Linked DNA regions of Homo sapiens: region 1 is linked to region 2. A link is a loop called in an ENCODE intact Hi-C map of the cell type or tissue named here. Cell type or tissue: B cell. All regions are shown on one strand. Links, peaks and the distances in the headings refer to the core of each region. The heading gives the core; the rest is flanking DNA.

What was found. Peaks named below come from ENCODE experiments on the same cell type or tissue, not always from the same donor. Only the 100,000 strongest peaks of a DNase experiment are listed, where the experiment ranks them.
Region 1: it touches region 2 in a loop (12-fold over the local background); 1 of 110 quality-filtered maps calls a loop at or near these places.

Annotation. Positions count from the first base shown.
Region 1 is chr19:54,347,467-54,358,571 of GRCh38, reverse strand. It overlaps LAIR1 (leukocyte associated immunoglobulin like receptor 1), which reads left to right. Exons shown (of 10, transcript NM_002287.6): 5 at 1,606-1,644; 6 at 1,953-2,081; 7 at 2,174-2,216; 8 at 2,305-2,342; 9 at 2,566-2,618; 10 at 3,158-7,188. The coding sequence ends at 3,304. Among named protein-coding and RNA genes, the nearest start is that of LAIR1, 12 kb to the left of the region's middle. RefSeq lists an enhancer at 1,015-1,534. In B cell, for the core only: CTCF peaks have their summits at 4,467 (motif pointing right), 6,103 and 6,319 (motif pointing right); DNase peaks (open chromatin) are centred at 4,461 and 6,191; H3K4me3 peaks cover 1,097 bases; H3K27ac peaks cover 3,423 bases.
Region 2 is chr19:54,283,445-54,296,174 of GRCh38, reverse strand. No RefSeq gene overlaps it. Among named protein-coding and RNA genes, the nearest start is that of MIR4752, 7.7 kb to the right of the region's middle. RefSeq lists an enhancer at 10,219-10,720. In B cell, for the core only: no CTCF peak of the experiment used is centred there; DNase peaks (open chromatin) are centred at 6,104, 6,420, 7,144, 9,654 and 1 weaker place; H3K27ac peaks cover 865 bases; H3K27me3 peaks cover 1,735 bases.

The DNA.
Region 1 (11,105 bases), core at 1,245-9,244, 63 kb before region 2:
ATGGCCTCCCGTCTTGTGAACTTCAATGGGGAGAAATAGTTAGAATGAGCAATAGAAATGCACTGATTCCCATACATGCATATACAGATAAAAATATATGATTTGCAATGTAGAATTTCAGACCTATAATTTAAATTATATTATATATGTTTACATCATAATATATATATATATTATATATATATTATATATATAAGGAAGATAATTATATAATAAAACATGTTAGTGTATCACTACATATGACTATAGTGTATATTATATATTATATGAAAGATATATTTACAATATATAGTATAATAAATTTCAAGTGTTATAGTTAATAAATAAATATAGGTATTAATGTAAATATATTATCTATTATGTATACATTATGTATAACTATAATAGAAAAAATATTTTATATTTAATCATAGGTTTATATCAAATATAAATTATACATTATATATTATAGTGAATATATGTAACATATATTATAAGTTATAAATCATATACAATTAACATTATATACATTAAATTATATGTATATGTCAAGATTACATAATTAAAAATATATTTGTTATATATTATACATTTGCATAATACATGATACATATAACTATAAATAATATAAAAACTGTAATATTGCACATATATAATACATATGTAATTTTAAATGGTGGCAAATGTTATGAAGACCAAGCCCAGGAAGTCATGGTGTAGAATAACGGGTGGTGTCCTGGACCTTAGACCGTGGACGAGGCAGGAGGGAAGGACATTCCAAGAGAGAATGTCTGCCTTTCTTGAAGGATATTGAAGATGCTGCCTCAGCCCCGGGGGAGGGGAGGGACCGCTGTTCCTGGAAGAGGGACGCTTGGCTCGGACCCTGGGTTTGGGGGAGCCCCTCAGGACCCCATTTAGCCACCTGGGAATTGGGTAGTGGCGTGCACTGTGCAGAGGAGGGTGAAGGTTGGAGGAGATGACGGGCGGGCCTGCAATGCGCTGCGTAGGGAGCCTGGGCGGTGCCCCACACACTCGCCCGCTAGCTGCAGGGCTTCAGGAAAGAGGAGCACATCGGGACTTGGATTCTTCCCACAGGAGGGCGGGTTACATCCCCGTCAGAGGGTTGCCGGGAGGGCAGATAAAATCAGACATGAGGATTCTTGCCCTCTGGTGGGAACCCAGAAGGAGGTCAGGGAGGGAAGGTCTCCCTTCCTCTTGTTGCGGGTGGTTGGTCTCTGCCTAGATCCGCAGAGGGCAGAAATTAGCGATGTCTACTACAGCTTCACGCCCAGGAAACGCGCTGTATCTGCACCGTCCAGTAGGGATGGCATCAGGCCCGTGGGGTCACTGAGTCCTGGAGGTGCAGACGGTGCAGCCAGCTTCTCATGCCATTCAACTTTGGATAAATTTAAATATCAATAGCTATGTGTGACTCTCATGCTGGACAGTAGATGTAGAAAGTTTCCATCATCACAGAAGACTCTGCTGGTCGGTGCTGGTCTAGAGGGAGCAGTCAGGGTCCTGGGGAGTGAAGGGAGATCCCCACAGTGGATGTGGGAGGACTCAGAGCCTTCTCTGTCCAGCTCAGGACTCTAACTCCTCCTCCTTCTGATTCCTCCCTCCCAGGACCCACGCAGAGGCCGTCGGACAACAGTCACAATGAGCGTGAGTGATGGGGGCCGTGGAGCATGAAGCTGGTGTGTGCCTCTTGGGGAAGGAGAAAGAGGTCAGGCTTTGGGGTTGATCAGATTCCTGCTCTGCCAATGGCAGTCTGTGTCCCTGTGCAGAGGACTCCAGCACTCAGGACCCCGGTGGTGGAAGAAGGGGATAACGATCCCTGTACTGCAGGACTATTATTTACCTAAGATATTTTATATATTAGTAAGTCTATGAAACGCACGTGACGTGTGTGTGGTATACAGTAGGTGCTCAATAAATGCACACTGCTGAAATCCTGTTTCTGTCTTTCTTAGATGCACCTGCTTCCCAAGGCCTGAAAGCTGAGCATCTGTATATTCTCATCGGGGTCTCAGTGGTCTTCCTCTTCTGTCTCCTCCTCCTGGTCCTCTTCTGCCTCCATCGCCAGAATCAGATAAAGCAGGGTAGGTCTCAGGGGCAGGGTGGGGTGACCTGGGAAGCTGTCAGGAGAGGCTAGGAAGAAGGTCTCCTTAATTCACACCCCGACTGTCCTTAGGGCCCCCCAGAAGCAAGGACGAGGAGCAGAAGCCACAGCAGAGGTGAGGCCCCTGGGAATGACTCCTGGACCTCCACCCAGTCCTCGGCCGCCAGGCTGCCCCTGAGGTTCACTTTTATTTTTCCTCTTAGGCCTGACCTGGCTGTTGATGTTCTAGAGAGGACAGCAGGTAAAGGGGGAGGAGGAGGGACAGGCCTGGGATGGGGAAGTGGGGACTTGGTGCCAATCCAGATGCAATGTGGGGGGTGGGGGGAAGAATCTTTGGGAACATTCTAGAAGGTCGTATTATACATTGGGTGCAGGATGTCATCGGAAGCTGGGGGTGGGGGTCTCAGGCAGATTTGCCTTGCGACATCCTCCCCAGAAAACTGACCATGTATTTTCTCCCCAAGACAAGGCCACAGTCAATGGACTTCCTGAGAAGGACAGAGAGACGGACACCTCGGTGAGCCTTCCTACTAGTTATTAAAGTACCCCAAATTTAGCAGCTTAAAAAAATCTCAGTTCCTTGGGTTAGGAATTCAGGAGTGGCTCAGCTGGGCGGTTCCGGCTCACGGCCTGTCCTGAGGTTGCTGTCGAGAGGTCGCCCAGGGCTGTGTGCATCCGAAGGCTCCCGTGGGCTGGAGGATCCACGTCCAAGACGCTCACTTCCCCGGCTGTGGGCAGGAAACCTCTGTTCCTCTCACAGGGGCCTCTCCACACAGCCGGCTTCCCCCAGAGGGAGGGATCCAAGGATGGGTGGCAGGGAGGGGACAGAAGCACCATGTCTTTTGGCTCAGCTTGGAAGTCAGGAGTCTTCCCTTCTGCCTTGTTCATTGTCACGTAAACCAACCCCAATACCCTGTGGGAGGGCTCTTCACACGGATGCAATTTAGGAGAGGGTCCTCAGGGCCCATGGAGATGGCCGCCACAGCCCTCCCTCCCCACAGCCCCTCGTCTCACCCTCCACCAGGCACTCCCTCACCCTGGGTCTCTCCCTCTTAGGCCCTGGCTGCAGGGAGTTCCCAGGAGGTGACGTATGCTCAGCTGGACCACTGGGCCCTCACACAGAGGACAGCCCGGGCTGTGTCCCCACAGTCCACAAAGCCCATGGCCGAGTCCATCACGTATGCAGCCGTTGCCAGACACTGACCCCATACCCACCTGGCCTCTGCACCTGAGGGTAGAAAGTCACTCTAGGAAAAGCCTGAAGCAGCCATTTGGAAGGCTTCCTGTTGGATTCCTCTTCATCTAGAAAGCCAGCCAGGCAGCTGTCCTGGAGACAAGAGCTGGAGACTGGAGGTTTCTAACCAGCATCCAGAAGGTTCGTTAGCCAGGTGGTCCCTTCTACAATCGAGCAGCTCCTTGGACAGACTGTTTCTCAGTTATTTCCAGAGACCCAGCTACAGTTCCCTGGCTGTTTCTAGAGACCCAGCTTTATTCACCTGACTGTTTCCAGAGACCCAGCTAAAGTCACCTGCCTGTTCTAAAGGCCCAGCTACAGCCAATCAGCCGATTTCCTGAGCAGTGATGCCACCTCCAAGCTTGTCCTAGGTGTCTGCTGTGAACCTCCAGTGACCCCAGAGACTTTGCTGTAATTATCTGCCCTGCTGACCCTAAAGACCTTCCTAGAAGTCAAGAGCTAGCCTTGAGACTGTGCTATACACACACAGCTGAGAGCCAAGCCCAGTTCTCTGGGTTGTGCTTTACTCCACGCATCAATAAATAATTTTGAAGGCCTCACATCTGGCAGCCCCAGGCCTGGTCCTGGGTGCATAGGTCTCTCGGACCCACTCTCTGCCTTCACAGTTGTTCAAAGCTGAGTGAGGGAAACAGGACTTACGAAAACGTGTCAGCGTTTTCTTTTTAAAATTTAATTGATCAGGATTGTACGTATTCAAGGTGTAAAATGTGATAATTTGTCGTACACGTACATTGTGCAATGACAGTCACAATCAATTCCTCAGCGCACCCATCGCCACAGATACGATACATTAGATATTCTGAACTTGCTCATCTTAGGACTTCACATTGGTGTCAGTGTTTTCTGACAAATCACGTGTATCAGGAATGAATGAGGGAGGTGTGGCTGGGTGAAGGCAGAGAGCCGACCCTACAGGTCCACATCTGCACATACATGCACAGGAATGCATGCTCTCACACACATGCATACACACACGCACACACACAGACATGCACATACACTCACACGCCCCAGGAAATCCAAGGAATCACTGAGCCTGCTGTTGGTTGAGGCATTTCTGAGTATCCACCCTACCTGTAGGGTCAGATGTACTGATTGACACAGAAAATTACCCTATGTACCACTAGGAGGCGGCAGAATCTCATTTGGGTTAATCTGTGTTTGTCTTTAAAAAACAAAAACAGGCCGGGCATGGAGGCTCACGCCTGTAATCCCAGCACTTTGGGAGGCTGAGGTGGGCGGATCACGAGGTCAGGAGATCGAGACCATCCTGGCTAACACGGTGAAACCCCATCTCTACTAAAAATACAAAAAAATTAGCCGGGTGTGGTGGTGGGTGCCTGTAGTCCCAGCTACTCGGGAGGCTGAGGGAGGAGAATGGCGTGAACCCGGGAGGCGGAGTTTGCAGTGAGCCGAGGTGGTGCCACTGCACTCCAGCCTGGGCGACAGAGCGAGACTCCGTCAAAAAAGAAAAGAAAAGAAAAGAAAGATTTTTAAGAATTCAGCAAAAACTCAGCCAGCTCTTTCTATGGGGCAGTTGCTAATTTAGTTCTAGGCAAACGTGGACACATTAAATTCTCCTACAAACCCTCCACAGCGTGCTCTATTATTTTCCTCATTTATAAAAACAGAAACTATGGACCGAGACATGAAGTAACCTGTCCAAGGTCGGCCAAGTCTCAGAGACAGGGGCTTCAGACCCACCTGAGGCTCCTGACTCCACATTATGAACCCCGGGATGGGCTGCAGCTCGGTCTGCTGGGAGGTTTCTGTGCTGGTTCAAAGAGGGTGGTACCTGACTGGCCTACCCAATTTTAATTTGTACTGAGCTTTAATTTTCTATTTGTGCTCAGGTTTAATTTCCTCCTGGGATCTGCTTCCCAGTGCTGTACTCTGTATCTTTGCTTTCTTGTGTGAACATTGTGACCGATTTTCCCTGTTCTTCACGTGGGACACATTCTCCCTGCTCTGTCTGTCTCTGTCCCTGTCTCTCTTTCTGTCTTTCTCTCTCACTGTGTGTCTCTCTGTCTCTCTCTCTCTTTTTTTTTTTTTTTGAGATGGAGTTTCGCTCTTGTTGCCCAGGCTGGAGTGCAATGGCACAATCTTGGCTCACTGCAACCTCTGCCTCCCGGGTTCAAGCGATTCTCCTGCCTCAGCCTCCTGAGCAGCTGGGATTACAGGCATGCACCACCACACACGGCTAATTTTTTGTATTTTTGTTAGAGACGGGGGGCTCTCCATGTTGCTCAGGCTGGTCTTGAACTCCCGACCTCAGGTGATCTGCCCACCTCAGCCTCCCAAAGTCCTGGGATTACAGGCATGAGCCACTGCGTCCAGCCGTCTTTGTCTCTTTTTCTACATCTCTGTCTTTCTTCTCTGGTTGTTTTTCAACCATCAGCTGGGTGTTTTCTCCCATAACGTCTTGTTTGTTTGACTATGAGGTTGACAGGTGGGTACATGAACTCTATAGCAGAAGGTGGACAGTCTGCACATAGCAGAGGATGGGTGAATTTTTCTACCCCTTGCAGAGCACAGGAGAGCTGAGCAGATGCCAGTGTCTGCTCCAGTGTAAGGAAGTCCAGGAAGTTCAGGTGGTGAGGTCACAGTGGAAAGCAGGACAGATAGAGTTTAGGGGAAATTAAGCAAAAATACCACACTGTTATTTCTTGACATATTAGTGGAAAGAGGAAGGGCCCAGAGAGAAGACAGAAAATTAGATGCAGGGGCTTGTTTTTTCTCTTGACTTGCCAACCCGCCCAACGCAGGGGCCAGAACTCAGGGTGGTGAGATCTGGGAACATTGCTGTGCGGAGAAGATGTCCCTCCTGCTGCACGGGCCCCCAAGCACCACCTGGGGGAAGAGCCATGTTTAATTCACCTGGCAGTGCAGTGTGGCCAGGCAGAGAGGGAGGGCCTACCCTGTGCTTATGATCCCACCCCAGTTCCCCTGGGGTGTGCCCTGGCGGTGAACACCAGGAGGCTGCAGTGGGGCCCAACGTGAAAGGGAGGAGCAGCCTCACCGGGGCCAGATGGGGCAGCAGCAGATATTCACAGATGTCCCTGTGAGTAACCAGGGCAGAGGCCAGGGGTCTGGCCTTCCCTTTCTTGGAGCCCTGGGCCAGCTGGGCAAGGCGTTGAGAGAAAGATTACCCGGTGACCTTTATCAAAGCAGAGTAAGGAGGGCTTTATTCAGAACCATCACTGTAGGTACCAGGACCCCAGCGGTGGGATTTTGTAGTAGGGGAAAGAAAATGGGCTCGACGTTGAATACAGCATGAACAAGTGAGAATGTTTGTTATACAAACTATAGGGTGGACTTTTTTTTTCTTTTTTTTAACTTTTTTTTACCTTTTAGTGTAAAACTGAACATAGAAAATAAATTCATGAAGAAGGGATATTTTCTGAGGGTGTCCAGGGCTGCCCAACACCTCGTCTACCTTCTCTGTCATAGCCCCATTTAAAACACTCTCTCTGGATGAATACACCAAACCTCACAGTCTTTGCTCTCTTGCTAGGAAGAGGAGCAAGAGCGTGTTTCACTCTTGGCTCCTGCTTACACACCTGCTGTCCAATGGAAACTACTACTTAAGACATTTAAAAATAGTTGTGGTGATAGCATGTTGTGTTTTGGTTGGTGATGCCAGTTAGTCTCTGAAAACTTTCTGTGATGAGTGTAAAATTCTACACCTTAATCTCCTTTCTTGTAGGATCTGGGAAGCAGTATGCACTTGATTGCACCAAAGATTTTACGTTCATAGAAAATTTCTGGCATCTGTGTGAAGAAAGTAAACTATATCTTCCATTTAGACAAATAAAATATCTTTTTGATAAAAGGTGACTATATGTTTAAGGCTTAGGGAGAAGAAAGAATCAAGGAATATAAATGTGTTGATGTCTAAATGCAATTCTGACACTTAACCAGAGTTAAAAGTGCTTTGAGAGTCCCCAGAGCTCTGCACCTGCTCTACATCTACTGGGATTTAGAGCTAAAGCTTCCTGAAACCGTTGTTCTGCTTGGTCCTTCAGCAGTGACAACCTGTTCTGTTCCAATTGCTAAGATCTGAGTTGTGAGAGCTGCGGGATGGGAATTTTCCTGTTGCCGTTCCAAGAAGTAAAATGTGCCTCATTTAGTCCTAAATTGTACCTCCATAAAAATCACTTTGGGCCGGGCGCAGTGGCTCACGCCTGTAATCCCAGCACTTTGGCAGGCTGAGGCGGGCGGATCACGAGGTCAGGAGATCGAGACCATCCTGGCTAACACGGTGAAACCCCGTCTATACTAAGAATACAAAAAAATTAGCCGGGCGTGGTGGCAGGTGCCTGTAGTCCCAGCTACTCGGGAGGCTGAGGCAGGAGAATGGCGTGAACCCAGGAAGTGGAGCTTGCAGTGAGCTGAGATCGAGCCACTGCACTCCAGCCTGGGTGTGACAGAGCGAGACTCTGTCTCTAAAAAATAAATAAATAAATAAATAAATAAATAAATAAATAATAAATCACTTTGATAAAGAAAGGACAAGGTCTTTATTTTTTCATGAATTATTGCCGTTATTTAAGGGCATACAGAGCCATCATCACAGCTGGTCTAGGATTCACAGATATTTTCTTGTTGCCTTTATTTACCATCCAGCTCAATTTATTTAGTACACTATATATATTCATTTCTGAAATTGCTTTCTGCTTTTACAGACCCCTCCTCCTTCTCCTATTTGGATTTATTGATTGATCTCCAGAACAAAGTTGCTAAATTTATTACATTTGTTGTGATAAAACATTTTCTTCGCAACAAAAGAAAAAGATTTGTGCACATATACTACGTGAAATGCGTGTTATTTTCTCATTCTTCCACCTTCTCCCCATCCTCTATAACACTGGGGCCAAACTGCTATTGATTATTGTACATTCTTTCGGAAATGTCTTTGATTTTTCTAAAGCATCTTTTTCTTTTAACTAATCTGTACTTTACCAAGATTCTAATTTCCCAAATTTTCATACCAGTTAAATCACATCATAACTTAATAAGTTGTTCATTATTAAAGAAATACAATGTTTTTCAACAATAAAGACAGTCCTATTTTTGATGAATCCTAATTTGAATTCTTTAAAAACCATTTACATTTCAGATCATTATAAAATTTTCGTTAAATTAAACATGACTAAGAAAGCCGGCCAGGCGCGGTGGCTCACGCCTGTAATCCCAGCACTTTGGGAGACTGAGGCGGGCGGATCACGAGGTCAGGAGTTTGAGACCAGCCTGGCCAACATGGTGAAACCCCATCTCTATTAAAAAGACAAAAATTAGCCGGGCGTGGTGTCCTCCCTCCATGCATCCTCAGGATCTGTGTCCTCCCTCCATCCATCCTCAGGATCTGCGTCCTCCATCCATCCACCCTCAGGGTCTGTGTGCTCCCTCCATGCATCCTCAGGATCTGTGTCCTCCCTCCATCCATCCTCAGGATCTGTGTCCTCCCTCCATCCACCCTCAGGATCTGTGTCCTCCCTCCATGCATCCTCAGGATCTGTGTCCTCCCTCCATCCATCCTCAGGATCTGCGTCCTCCCTCCATCCATCCTCAGGATCTGCGTCCTCCCTCCATCCACCCTCAGGATCTGCGTCCTCCCTCCATCCATCCTCAGGATCTGCGTCCTCCCTCCATCCATCCTCAGGATCTGTGTCCTCCCTCCATCCATCCTCAGGATCTGTGTCCTCCCTCCATCCGTCCACCCTCAGGATCTGCATCCTCCCTCCATCCATCCTCAGGATCTGCGTCCTCCATCCATCCACCCTCAGGATCTGCGTCCTCCCTCCATCCACCCTCAGGATCTACGTCCTCCCTCCATCCATCCTCAGGATCTGTGTCCTCCCTCCACGCATCCTCAGGATCTGTGTCCTCCCTCCATCCACCCTCAGGATCTGTGTCCTCCCTTCATCCATCCTCAGGATCTGTGTCCTCCCTCCATCCACCCTCAGGATCTGTGTCCTCCCTCCATCCATCCACCCTCAGGATCTGTGTCCTCCATCCATCCATCCACCCTCAGGATCTGTTTCCTCCCTCCATCCATCCTCAGGATCTGTGTCCTCCCTCCATGCATCCTCAGGATCTGTGTCCTCCCTCCATCCATCCTCAGGATCTGTGTCCTCTCTCCATCCACCCTCAGCGCCCTCTTTCAGAAGATCTGCCCAGAGCATTCTGGTCTTCTTGATGGCCTGGTCTCTCGGTGGGAGAAGCTCTTCCTGGCTATGTGTGGTCAGCCATTGTGGTCCTTTTCTGGTCTTTGAATGTTTCTATAACAGCACTTATAATCATTTGCAGTAACATACAGTTGAGCTTTGAACTCCACAGGTTTGAACTGTGCAGGTCCACTTGTATACAGATTTTCTTTCAATCATAGTTACACGAGTGTGCCTGCCTTTCCTGCTTCCCCTCCCACCTGTTTTACCGCATTTTCTTTTTCTTTAGGTTTTATCTTTAAGTTTATGAGTTATATTTAAAAATATTTTTGCATCATATCTATTCAAGAAAATACACTTATATTTCTAAACCAAAACAAGAAACAAGACACAATTATATCCGTCTAATTTTATTTAATCTCTTCTGCATGGTTTCTCTCTCTCACACAAGTATCCACTTTTAAAGGTTTAGGTCAGGCATGGTGGCTCACGCCTGTAATCCCAGCACTTTGGGAGGCCAAGGCGAGCAGATCACCTGAAGTCAGGAGTCCAAGACCAGCCTGGCCAACATGGTGAAACCCTGTCTCTACTAAAAATTTAAAAAAAAAGAAAATTGGCCAGTGTGGTGGTTGTCAGGCCTCTGAGCTGAAGCTCAGCTATTGTAACCCCTGTGACCTGCACATATACACCCAGATGGCCTGAAGGAGCCAAGAAGTCTGGGGCAGCCGAAAAACCACAAAAGAAGTAAAACAGCCAGTTCCTGCCTTAACTGATTAACCAACATTACGACATTCCACCATTGTGACTTGTCCCTGCCCCACCTTAACCGATCAATCAACTTTGTGACATTCTTCTTCTGGATAATAAGTCTTACGATGTCCCCACCAGGTACCTTGTGACCTCCTCCTCTGCCAACAATAGATGACCACCTTTTACCGTAATTTTCCATCACCTACCCAACTCCTATAAAGCAACCCCTTCCCCATCTCCCTTCGCTGACTCCTTTCTCAGACTCAGTCCACCTGCACCCAGGTGAATTAAAAGCTTTATTGCTCATACAAAGCCTGTTTGCTGGTCTCTTCACATGGACACGCTTGGCAGTGGTGCATGCCTGTAATCCCAGCTACCCAGGAGGCTGAGGCAGGAGAATCGCTTGAACCCAAGAAGTCAAGGTTGCAGTGAGCAGAGATCGTGCCATTGCACTCCAGCCTGGGTGACAGCATGAGACGCTGTCAGGAAAAAAAAAAACAAAAAACAAAACAAAAAAACTTGACGGGAGGGTTAATTACCATCTTCCTACAACGAGGAAAATGGATGGGGCAGGGGAGGATGTCACCTGCTGAAGGTCAACTGACAGTAAGTATGAACCCTCATGCCTTAAACCAAAGCTTGGGAATTTCTTCCAGTGAATGCTTTGGCCCAAAGCATGGAGACAGAATTCACGGTATCAAATGAAGAGTTATGGACAGGGGAAGAAGAGGTTGTAAATGACTTGGAGATTTGATGGAGTTCCCACTTATAAGTGAGAACATGTGGTATTTGGTTTTCTGTTCCTGTGTTTGTTTACTAAGGATAATGACCT
Region 2 (12,730 bases), core at 2,285-10,284:
ACGCTGGGCACAGAGGGTCAGGTCCTGTCAAGAGGAGCTGGGTGTCCTGGGTGGACATTTGAAGAATTATATTCATTCCAACTTGAAGAATTATTCAACACCTTTAACAATGTATATGTGAAGTACTTTATTCTTTCATATTTTAAAAATAAAAGATAATTATCCATGAGAAAGCTACTCGTTTGAGTATATTCATTGTATTTCATGCTAACTCACTACCAAATTACCCCATTCTAATTGCTTTTCTATGGATCTCCTCTAATTTCCTGATGAAATGTATACAAACCATGAGACAATGGAGATTTTACTTATTTCTATATTGCTTGCCAATATTTCTCACTTCAAATATCAATATGTATGTAACTACATCTTAAATATCTAAAGTTTTACATCTATACATATTTATGTGTGGTTATATAAGTTACATTTGAATATGTGTGTAAGTATTTCCAAGTTCACTTGATAAATATATCCATATTCTTAATATATTTGATGGCCAGGCGCAGTGACTCATGCCTGTAATCCCAGCACTTTGGGAGGCCAAGGCGGGCAGATCACCTGAGGTCAGGAGTTTGATACCAGCCTGGCCAACATGGTAAAAGCCCATCTCTACTAAAAATACAAAAAAAAATTAGCCAGGCATGGTGGTGCGGCCCTGTAGTCCCAGATACTAGGGAGGCTGAAGCACAAGAATCACTTGAACCCGGGCGGCAGAGGTTGCAATGAACCGAGATAGTGCCACTGCACTCCAACCTGTGCGACAGAGTGAGACTCCATCTCAATAAAAATAAAAATAGGCCGGGCACAGTGGCTCATGCCTACAATCTCAGCACTTTGGGAGGCCGAGGTGGGAGGATCATGAGGTCAGGAGTTCGACACCAGCCTGGCCAACATGGTGAAACCGCCATCTCTACTAAAGATACAAAAAAAGTAGCTGGGCGTGGCGGCGTGCACCTGTAATCCCAGCTACTCGGGATGCTGGGGCAGGAGAATTGCTTGAACCCAGGAGACGGAGCTTGCAGTGAGCCGAGATCACACCACTGCACTCCAGCCTGAGCAACAGAGCAAGACTCTGCCTCAATAAATAAATAAATAAATAATAAAAATAATAAATAAATAAATAAGACATTTGATGTGGTAGGAGTTTACATGTTTGTTACTGGTCTAGATTCACCTAGATTCACACTTTGTAAAAGCAGAAATACTGATTTATGAACCTCTAATAGCACCACTATTTAGCAGACAGATATTTTTGGATGGGGGCCGGGGGGAAGGTATCACATCATTCTAGGTTTTCCTGATTATATGAAGAATTAGTTAATTAGATTAATTGGACAATGAAAACCCAGGTGAAGGGGAGGCAGCCCCAGACTTTCACCGCTTTGTGCTTCTGACATTCGGGAGCCCCTGAGGACCAACCCCTCATCCAGGGAGCCTGGGTCCTCAGCTGGTGGATCCGTGAAACTCTCATCTCCGGGGGAATTGGCTCATGTGCTCCCGTGTCCCAGGCTGCACAGACAGCACACAGGGCTCAGTGACCTCTGTACTGGGGACCACTTTCCTTGCAGATCCTGAGCCCTCAGGGTGAAGGAAAACTCTCCCCCAAATGACTCAAGAGCAACATTTGGATTTGTAGAAAGCAGGAAAGCTGAAATAATTCATTAAGAAGAACGGAACGAACACTGCTACAGAGGAAGAGTTTACTAAGGAACTCCTTAGAACTCATGTCAGGAGACAGGGGAAGATAAGAATGCCGAGCCCATGGGAGAGGCTGGCTCAGGGTACTTCTCCTTTGCTTTGATTCTCAGGAGCAGCTGATACCCTCAGCCCATCACAAAACAATTCAGACCCCAAGACTGGTGCGTGAGGAGATGCTTTCAGTTATGGGGCTGGCACAGAGGGTCAGGTCCTGTGAAGGGGAGGTGGGTGCCCTGGGTGGACATCCAGAGGTCCTGGGTGATGTTGATCTGCCCTGACCTCTGTGGTCTCTTTGCCCACCATCCCCAACCTCACACCCCCAGGATTACACAGTGGAGAATCTCATCCACATGGGCAAGGCTGGCTTGATCCTGGTGGTCCTCAGGATTCTGTTATTTGAGGCTCAGCACAGCCAGAGAAGCCCCTAAGATGCAGCTAGGAGGTGAACAGCAGAGAGGACAATGCATCTCTCAGAGTGGTGAAACCTTGGGAATAGATATGGTGATCCCAGGAGGTTCCGGGAGACAATTTAGGGCCAATGCTATCTGGACTGTCTGCTGATAATTTCTAGAAGGAGGAATCAGTGTTGGATTGCAGAGATATTTTGCAGGGTGATCCATGGAGGACCATTAACATGTGATACCTTTCCTCTCTATTAATGTTGACTTCCCTTGGTTGGATCCCCTTCTTTTCCCACCCCTAGACATGAGGCTACATCCCACATGGCAGGGCTGGATCCACACCTCTGCACATCTGTGTGCTCTGGTCCATGGTGTGTAACACAGTCTTCTTTATTCCTCATTGCCATACTCCCTGGTGTGCTTTATTGAGCCTCCATCTCTTCAGTTCAGAGTTCCAAACGTGCTTCAGTAACTAAATCAATGGGAGAGTATCAGATTTCAACCAGGAAAAGATAAATCCACCCTGATGCCCTGACACCCTCTCCAAACCCTACAAGCCCTTCCCTCCTTCTCAGATGCTACCTGTGTATCTTCTCCTCAGATCACTGTGTAACCATCACTGCCATCCTGTTCCACACATTGTCATCATCCTACACCCATTCAGCAGCCACTCCCCATTCCCTCTTCCCTCCAGCACCTGCTAACCACAAGTGTGCTTTCTGTCTCTACGGATTTGCCTATTCTGTCTGAAAACATTTCAATCTCCTTTGACCTGTGAGCTCCTCACTTCGAGACTTCCTGCCTTTCCAGGCAGAACCAAAGTACACCACGTCAAAAGCAATGATAGGCATTTGCAGTGTGTTGGTGATCCACGAAAGGAAAATCACGGAAGTAGGATAGAAATCCAGCTGCAGACAAGACCTCAGGTCGATGAATCTTGTCAAGCAGTTGAGCTGTTTCTTTCTACTCACCTATGACAGTCAGACAGAAGTATGCAAAATGACTGGGGCTGATTCTTTTCTGAATTGTCCCAAACAGCAAGAGGACTTGAGTCCTAGCATTAAAGAGTTCAACATATCTAGGTCCAAGACGACTGTTGTGTTTGAAGGATGTAAAGCTTTGCTGTATAGGATAGAATGTTTGGAGGGAGGATCCTGAGAAAACATGAAGGACCAAATATTCACAATCTACTCTCTAGAATAAAGAAATCTTATCATTCACCATCTACCCTCTAGAGTAAACAAATCTTATCATTTGCCGTCTACCCTCTAGAGTAAAGAAATCTTATCGTTCGCCAGTTACCCTCTAGAATAAAGACATCTTATCATTCACCATCTACCCTCTAGAATAGAGAAATGTTATCATTCACCATCTACCCTCTAGAATAAAGAAATCATATCATTCACCATCTAACCTCTAGAATAAAGAAATCTTATCGTTTGCCATCTACCCTCTAGAATAAAGAAATGTTATCATTTGCCATCTACCTTCCAGGATAAAGAAATCTTATTAAGGACATTTTCAAAGCCTTAACAGAATATGAATGATTACAATATTATGTTTTACCTATACAGCGTCTTCCAAGTTCTAGTTTGGTTGTGCCAGGCCAAACATTTGAGCCAGATTTCGGCAAGATCAAGCAGGAGACTCTGGCATCTGTCGCTGATTACCTTCCCACCATACCCGGCCACCAGCCTTTCCCATGGACCCCCACATGTGTCTCCAGACTCTCGGGTACGAATCCTGTGAACACACTGACCTCCGCCTTCTGCATGACTGATCAGCAATATGAAATTTGCATAAACACAAATAGAAAATATACTGTCCCCACATTCCCTAAAATAAAACTGGGTCCTCGCCCATGGGCTTTTGCTGGATTATACTAACAAAAGGCAGGTCTTATAACACACATTCCATAGACTCACATCTCAGAGAATGTTGGTTCCACAGGCTCAGGATCCTGAACACACTGCTCCACTCTCAGGGCTCAGAGACATTCTGCATGTGGGTCTTCACCCCATTCGGGAGCCCTAATTCCTTCTTCCTCGGTTTTTCATACAGTGATTTTTCCCAGTCATCTTTAATACCTTCTTTTTTTAAAAAAATAAATAAAGATGAGTCTCACTATTTGCCCTGGCTGGTCTTGAACTCCTGGGCTCAAGTGATCCTCCCCGCTCAGCCTGCAAATCCCTTCATGCCCAGCCCTTACAACTTCATTAAAACACAAAATTTTAGTTTTTATTTCTAAAACTTTTTGGATTATGTTACATTTTGTTGAATATTAATATTTCCAATAGATATTTTACTAGTATACCTTTCTTCACTTACTGATTGTAAATTATCATTTCATTTTAGATGGTACTATTGTGTTTCATGCCTAGGTGTGATTGGGGTACTGGGCTATTTAACTTATCCTTCAGTGGATGAATTACTCTTTTACATACAGGATTAAAAAAAAAGAAAAATTTGGAATAACTTCACCTATTTAGTTAAGTATTCACTCAATTATATATTTTCGAATGAGGATTCATTTATCCTTGCCTTTAGAGAAGACACGTTCTAATTCCACTGTAGCTGAACTCTGAGTACTCACATGTGTACATGCACACTGACTCATACATGTGTGCCCGTGTGTGGTTGCATTCATGTGGGCATGTCTGTGTGTGATTTTCAAATACTTGCCTGTTTCTCACTTACATCACTGTGGCATCTCATATTCTACATTTTGGATTCATTGATTCTTTTTTTTTTTTTTTTTTGAGACGGAGTCTTGCTCTGTCGCCCAGGCTGGAGTGCAGTGGCACAATCTGCGCTCACTGCAAGCTCCGCCTCCCAGGTTCACACCATTCTCCTGCCTCAGCCTCCCGAGTAGCTGGGACTATAGGCGCCCACCACCACGCCCAGCTAATTTTTTTGTATTTTTAGTAGAGACGGGGGTTTCACCGTGTTAGCCAGGATGGTCTCGATCTCCTGACCTCGTGATCCGCCCTCCTCGGCCTCCCAAAGTGCTGGGATTACAGGCGTGAGCCACCGCGCCCGGCCGGATTCATTGATCTTCCAACTGGATGATATCATTTAAAATTGCCTTCACTGAGCATGAAAACAGTAATATCTAGTAACTTGCAGCTCAGAAAATGCCTTCTTTTTCCTCCCACTCTCTCTATCAAAATAGATGAAAACATTTCTGTATTAGTTAAAGGGTAAGTATAACACCTGGAAGAGAAAGCACATCTGATGATTTGAGAGATCCACCCTCCAATCCCTCCTCAGCCCTCACGAAGGGGAAGCCCAACCAGACAGCTTCACAGGTCCGTCTTGCCCTGAGCCTTCTTCTGTTTAGGAATTGGTCCCCTGCTGACCCCTTTACCTTTCAGGTATTAACCTGAGTAAGTATAGAATTCCTCACTTGCAGTTAGTCCCCTGAGAGTACTCTCTTAGCATCTCCTTCCCTTATCTTTTTACTATCGGGAAGTCCAGTCCCACTGAGAAGCAATGCTATTGACATGTTGAGTTGAAAATCACAAAACACAAAAATGCATTTTAAATTACATAATTCAGTCTAGCATATGTATTTTTTAATTTACTCCTATTTTTCAGTTTATCATGAGAGGTCAAGATTTGCATTTTGGCCAGGCGCGGTGGCCCACCCCTGTAATCCCAGCACTTTGGGAGGCGGAGGCAGGCGGATCAGGTGAGGGCAGGAGTTTGAGACCAGCCTGGCCAACGTGGTGAAGCCCCATCTTTACTAAAAATACAAAAATTAGCCGGGTGTGGTGGTGCGTGCTTGTAGTGCCAGCTACTCGGGAGGCTGAGACAGGAGAATCGTTTGAACGCGGGAGGTGGAGGTTGCGGTGAGCTGAGATTGTGCCACTGCACTCCAGCCTGGGCGACAGAGTGAGACTCTGTCTCGAAAAAAAAAAAAAAAAGATTTGCATTTCATGCTTAAATGTATGCACACTAGTGACTTAATTACTTCCTCCCTGAAGACCCCAATGGCACCAGACACAAATGCTCTGTCAGTTTTAATTTTCTCTTTAATGCAGGCGCTTCTCCTTCTGACAAGCTTTCATTTCTCATTTTCTGGACATGACTGTGATAACGGGGGTGTTGATGAAATATTATGAGAAGCATCTCTCAAGGGCAGGAACAAAGGGGCTCTCCTTAGTGGAAACATCAATCTCAGGCCTTGATGGTGGGCGCCAGCATCCCTTCATGCCCCCACCCCTCCTGTCTTCACCTGCTCTGGAAATTACCCATGGCTGAGCCCCCTGCAGTCCCCAGGCTCCAATGACCCAGCTCCCCTGTGATAAATGGGGTTCATCACAGGCTCCAAATGAGGAAACCGAGGCTCAGAAATGGGAGGTTACTGCCCAAGGTCACACAGGCAGGGGGTGACACATGAATATTTAAATAAAGACAAGATTTCCCCTCAAAGCAGAGTGCTAACCCCACGTATTGTCCCAGAACCTTGAACTCAGGAGCACAGGATGGGAACAGGAGTGTTTGAAAGAAGACAGGGGCACCAAGAAGGCAGAGTCAGGTCAATGTTGTTTCCAGGGAGACGGGGGCAGATGCTGTTGCGATGAGTGAATGAGAAGTTCGTGAAGGGAACGTTTTTGCATAAAGAAAACCCACACTCCAGTTCTGGGGAAAGAGTCATGATTCCTTCCCTTGTCTCCATGTATTTCCCTTTTCTGTTCATCGCCACAATAAAGCTCAACTGGAACTGCACAGCAAGATGCGAGATGAGTCTCTGCTGATGTGAGTCTGCCCCGCAGCCTGAATTTGCATCTTCCCTGAAGCTTCCCCAGGACTGGTGAGAAGACTGGCCATGGTAGGTTCCCCACAAGGGTGTGTTTATGGGTGAGCTGAAGGAGAGAGGGAAACCCCACGAGGAGTCTCTGAGAGGAAGGAAGAACCCTCCGTTGCCTTCACCTGGAAGGGACCAACTCAGGAAGGCACCACGTCCATTTGCAGCTACGTCCCGGCCCTCAATGAGACGAGGACATGTCAGGCAGACAGTGAAAGGAGATCAGGAGAGATGCCATGCGTGTCTGAAATATCAGCAGAAAGCCTGGTGCCTGTCTCAAAGGATGGTTCAATATATGCAAGTCAATAAAGGTGACTCACGACATAAACTAAGAACAAAAAGCATGTGATAATCTCAAGCGATGCAGATAAAGCATTCGAGAAAGGCCAAGTCCTGGGAAAACATGAGCCAGCGGGGTCCGGGACAGCTCACCACCCATGGAGATGCTGGTGGGAAAATCCTGTAAGTGGGAGTAAGGAAGGAGACCACTACTACTCCTGCTGCCCTCCTCCCCCCACCTTGCCTAGTTCACAAAACAGGAAGAGAGAAAAAGCCAAAAGTTGGAAAAATACAAAAGTAAGATAAATAGCCAGACAACCTTGGCACCACCACCCGGCCGTAGGAGTTAAAAAAAGTAATAATAATAACATCAACCCCTGACCTAAACTACTGGTGTTATCTGTAAATTCCAGACACTGCATGAAAAAAGCACTGTAAAACTTTTTGTTCTGTTAGCTGATGCATATAGCCCCCCACAGTCATGTTTCCCACGCTTGCTTGATGTATCACGACCCTTTCACGTGGACCCCTTAAAGTTATAAGCCTTTAAAAAGGCCAAGAATTTCTTTTTCGGGGAGTTCGGCTCTTAAGACGCGAGTCTGCCCACGCTCCCAGCTGAATAAAAACCTCTTCCTTCTTTAATCCGGTGTCTGAGGAGTTTTGTCTGCGGCTCGTCCTGCTACAGGAGAGCCCTGCCTCTCTGTGCCATGACTGTCACTCCCATGGCCATGGTCCACTTCACTGAGATTTGACGAGGGGAAAGGGAGATTCTAGCATGAGAGGGACCCTGCCCCACAGATAGGCCCTGGTCCAGTAGGAGACCCCAGGGGCTAGGGAGGATCCCATTCTCATTTTCCTGGGAAAATGTTTTCACTTCTCCCCATTCAATTTGATGTTGGCTGTGGGTTTGTCACGCAGGGGGTGTTGGTATTTTGCGGTATGTTTCTTTCATGCCTAGCCTGTTGAGGGATTTTATCACGAAGCGATGTTGGACTTTCTTGAAAGCTTTATCTGCATCTATAGAGATGATCATATGCTTTTTGTTCTTAGTTCATGTCATGAGTCACTTTTATTGACTTGCATATATTGAACCATCCTTTCTTCCCTGGAATCAAGCCAACTTGATCATGATGAATTATGTTTTTGATACACTGTTAGATTCCGTTTGCTAGTATTTTCTTGAGGATTTTTGCATCTGTGTTCCTCAGATTTCTTGGCCTGTAGTTTTATTTTTCTGTTGGATCCTTGTCTGATTTTGCTATCAGGATGATACTGATTTTGTAAAATGAGCTGGCAAAGAATCCCACTTCCTTGATTTTTGGAATACTTTCAGTATGATTGGTACCAGCCCTCCTTCGTACATACAGCTAAGTTCAACTGCGAATCCATCTGTTCCTGGACTTTTTTGCTGGAAGATTTTTAGTACTGATCCTTTTTCATTGGTTGTTATCGGTCTGTTTAGAGTTTCTATTTTTTGCCTGTGCAATCTTGGGAAGTTGTGTGTGTCTAGGAATTCATCTATTTTCTCCAGGTTTTCTAGTTTATGTGCATAAAGGTGTTCATAGTAGTCTCTGATGATCTTTTGTATCTCTGTGGTGTTGGTTGTAATGTCAACTTTATCATTTCTGATTGTGCTTATTTAAATCTCCTTTTTTTGGTTAGTGTAGTCAGCCATCTCTCAATTTTATTTATACTTTCAAAAAACCAACGTTTTCTTTCATTGATTCTTTGTAATGTTTTTGTGTCAGTCTCATTCTTTATCTGTCCTTTCAGAGTTTCCATTGTTTTCAGCATCCATCACTAGCGAGCCAGTGCGATCCTTTGGTGGTGCCACAATATTCAGATTTTTCACGGCGTCAGAATCCTTACACTGATTCCTTCTCATCTGGAGAGGCCTCCACTTACTCTCTTCGAATTTATTTTCGTTTGGATGGGATTTCTTTTGCACATTTTCCCCCAGCCCCGCAGGGAGGGTGACTGTAGAGCATGTTGGGAAGGGTCTTTTGGCTTTTCCCATGGCTTTGGGAGCTTCTGCAGCAGGGTTTGCATTGGGCTGTGCAGCTCAGATTGCAGGCCAGGAGCTGGTGCTTAAGGGTAAGAGCCACGCTCGGCACAAGCAGGTGGATGTGGACCTGGTGTGTTTCCTGTGAGGTGCTGACTCTTGTTTCAGGGGAAGGGCTGGACCGTGGAGTGTCAGGTGCCCTGAGCTTCCTGTTCCACAGGGGCGAGGGAACACCCCTGGGCAGAGCTGGAACCCCCGGCTTGCCCACAGATATCCCAGTGATGAGTGCAGGCACTAGTCCTGATGGACATGGCTGGAGCAGCTCCTAGTGAAATGCCCTGAGGTCTCTGCGGGGAGTGAAGGAGCTACACCGTTTCCAGTCCCATAGGGAGGAACGTTGTCTGTCTCCCTATCACACCCGTGCTCCAGGGCTCATGAGTCTCAGTTCAGACACACACTCTTGTCTCTCCCCAGGCCACAGTGTGGCTGAGGGCAGTGGGAAACACCTGCCTTGCCACTCTCTGCAGGCGTGGTTCCAAGGCAGAGCCTCCTCCCTCAGCCCAGTGCAGACCCTGAGCGGCTGTCTGTTGTCTGACGCGGTAGCTGCTTCATGTAGGTGGGATGTGGGGCTTCTGCCTCTCTGGATGGGAGAGTGGACGTCAGTTGTGGTGGTGTTGCTGGCTGGGTGGGCCCGACCTCAGGCCCTGGGGTGAGTGGTCAGGTGCCAGCAGGTAGGAAAGGGCAGGTAGTTCCCGGATCACAGGCCCCTAGGTGGCCGGCTGGACAGCGTGTGTGAGTCCTGAAGGGGCTGGACTGGGTTTCGGCTGCTCCGGGGTTCAGATGCTGGCTGTGATGGGGAGGGATGGGCTGGTCCCCAGGTCACCGGCAGAACCTTCAGGCGGGGCAGGCAGAAGGCTCAGGTGGTAGAGCCTGCGGCAGATCACAGGCCTGTGGGGACTGGGCTCTCAGAAGGGCTGGGGGCTGCAGCTGAAATGTCCAGGTGGGGGCAGGGTGGCTGTGCTGTGGGCCTGTCACTAGGGAGGGCAGCGCCCCTCGGCTGGGGCACTGGAGACTGGCAGCTGTGAGGCACAGGGCCCGCTCACACTTCCCTCCTGAAGAAGTGTCACTCGGTTTTGCTCTGGGGACACGTGAAAGTGCCAGGCCTCCCCACACCCTCCCTGGGCCTGGGGCAGCAGGGGCAGAGGCAGAGGTGGCAGTGACTGCAAAGGGCTTGTCAGGGGCCTCTGAGCATTGGGCTTTCAGAGGGCACCGAGCCAGGGCCACGGTGTTCGGGTGGGGGCAGGACGGGTGACTGGGGCCCTGCAGCTGGCAAGCCCCATTAGCAGGAAGGAAGCCCCATTTCGCAGGAAGCAACAGAGGTGGGCAGCTGTGTGGTGCTCAGCTTGGCTGCTCCTGTGCCCCAGCTGTCATACTTATTCTGGGGCCCACAGAGGTGCCTGGCCTCCTCCCTCCCTGCTAAGGCAGTGGCAGCTGGACCCAGGCTGCTCAGGGATCAGAAGCCTGTGGGATTCCACGTGGGCTCCAGTGGGGCCTTGGTACAGTCTCCAGGAGCAAACTGTGGGCCTCTGGAGGCCCAGAGGGGACAGGCGCTCTCCTGTGGGCAGGATCCTAAGGGCCCACAGCAGAGGTGTAGATGCCAGGGACCCCTCACTCACTCACCCCTTCCCTGTGTTAGGGAGGCTCTCACTCATTCACCCCTTCCCCGTGTTAGGGATCCTCTCACTCACTCACACCTTCCCCGTGTTAGGGATCCTCTCACTCACTCACCCCTTCCCCGTGTTGGGGAATCTCTCACTCACTCACCCCTTCCCCGTGTTGGTGAATCTCTCACTCACTCACCCCTTCCCCGTGTTAGGAGCCTCTCCTGGCTCCCACCTTTTCTCTTCTCTTCTCTCCATGTCCTCATGTTTCTCAGGTGAACCCCAGCATCCTCTTGGAAGATCCACTTGACCTGTTGGTATTTACTCGCTATTTTGGGTCCTCTTAGTGAGTAGGCAGACTCCAGCCCTTTCCATTCAGCCAACTTGAACCTCAGCCCCCAGTCATTTTCTTGCACTTTTTACTCTTGGGAAATCCAGTCCCAATGTGCTTGTCTTTCATTGGACAATAATTTTCATTTTCTCCAGTAGTTTTAAAATTACTTTGTATCTATTCTAGGTATCTTTTACTCTATCATAGTTAAGACATTGATGTTATTTATGAATTTGTTCACGTTAAACTCATGTTCTTTCTTCATTTCTATAAAAATGTCAACCATTTTCTTTGCAAGTATTTACTGAATAACATACTCCTTATTTCCTTCATTCTGAAAGTGTGATCCAAAGAGAGATATCTGTTTCCTCTTTTCATTCCATTTCTTGTGTGCATTAATTATCTTTTCTATTTTTTTCATTTCTAGTTTTTCTCTGATGACTAATGAAAAATTTTAGTAAATATTCTACACCAATACAATGTTTATCATTTCAGCTGTGTCTTGTTCTGGATGAAATTATTTCTAAATGTGTTAATATAATTTACTATTTTCACATCACAATAGCTTCCTAATTCATTTCTACAATTGCCTGTTTTTTCTCTAACGGACTCTTTGATTTTTATTCCTCTGGGGTGGGTTTTTCTCCCACACACCTGATCTTCCATATAGGGTTTCTCCCCAGGCTGACTCAGGAAGGAAAGCTGATGAGGGCATTGCTGTAGCCGCTCCTGCCCTGCGGTGTCCATGCTCCCAAGCTTAGAATCACCTCTGTGTTATGCCCGGCATGGCGGGGTCCATGTGAGCCTCACACTCCAGGGTCAGAGATGCCCGGTCCAACAATGATAAAGCGCATCTGTGTCATGCACACCCGGGAAGGTGGCTCAGTGCTGAGTGTAGCCCGGGTCACTGAGTCATCCCAGGGTCTGTCCACAAACACAGAAGAGGGGGAGTCACAGTCTCTAAGGTCCCACAGTTTCCTCCACTTTTTTCCTTGTTCTGAGAGTGAGACAAAGGGCCATGACTGTTCTGTGGGTTGGACAGATGCATGTTTCCACCTGCAGGCTGGAACCCAAGCTGAGGTCTTGAGCATCCCCAAGTACTGATAAAGCACTTTAGGTTGTTTCTAGAAAACACTGAAAAATTAACCCTTTTGCTAAAAGTGTAGAAACAAGCCCTCCCCTGAACCAAATTCCTGAAACTCTCAGGTTAAACTTCGTAACCCCATCCCTTCACTGCAGACTCCCAATAGAAAAGTTACAGGTGCAAGGATGAGATGACTTTGGTCAAACTCAGACCCCACAGGGCCAGGAAGGCCTGAAGGAGAGGAGGCCCATGCTTCCACGTCTCAGATAAGAACTGTTTCTAAGGACTTTTAAAAAACCCATAAGAAACTCTTCCATGTCCTTCAGCCCCTTCTGCTTTGACAAGGTTTATCACTAGATGTTCTTTAGGACGTCAGGAATTCAGATAAGATGCTCTCAAGAGAACCATTGACCAGCAACAGCATCTCCTCCAATGGACTGACAGCAACTCTGGCTTTGAACCTG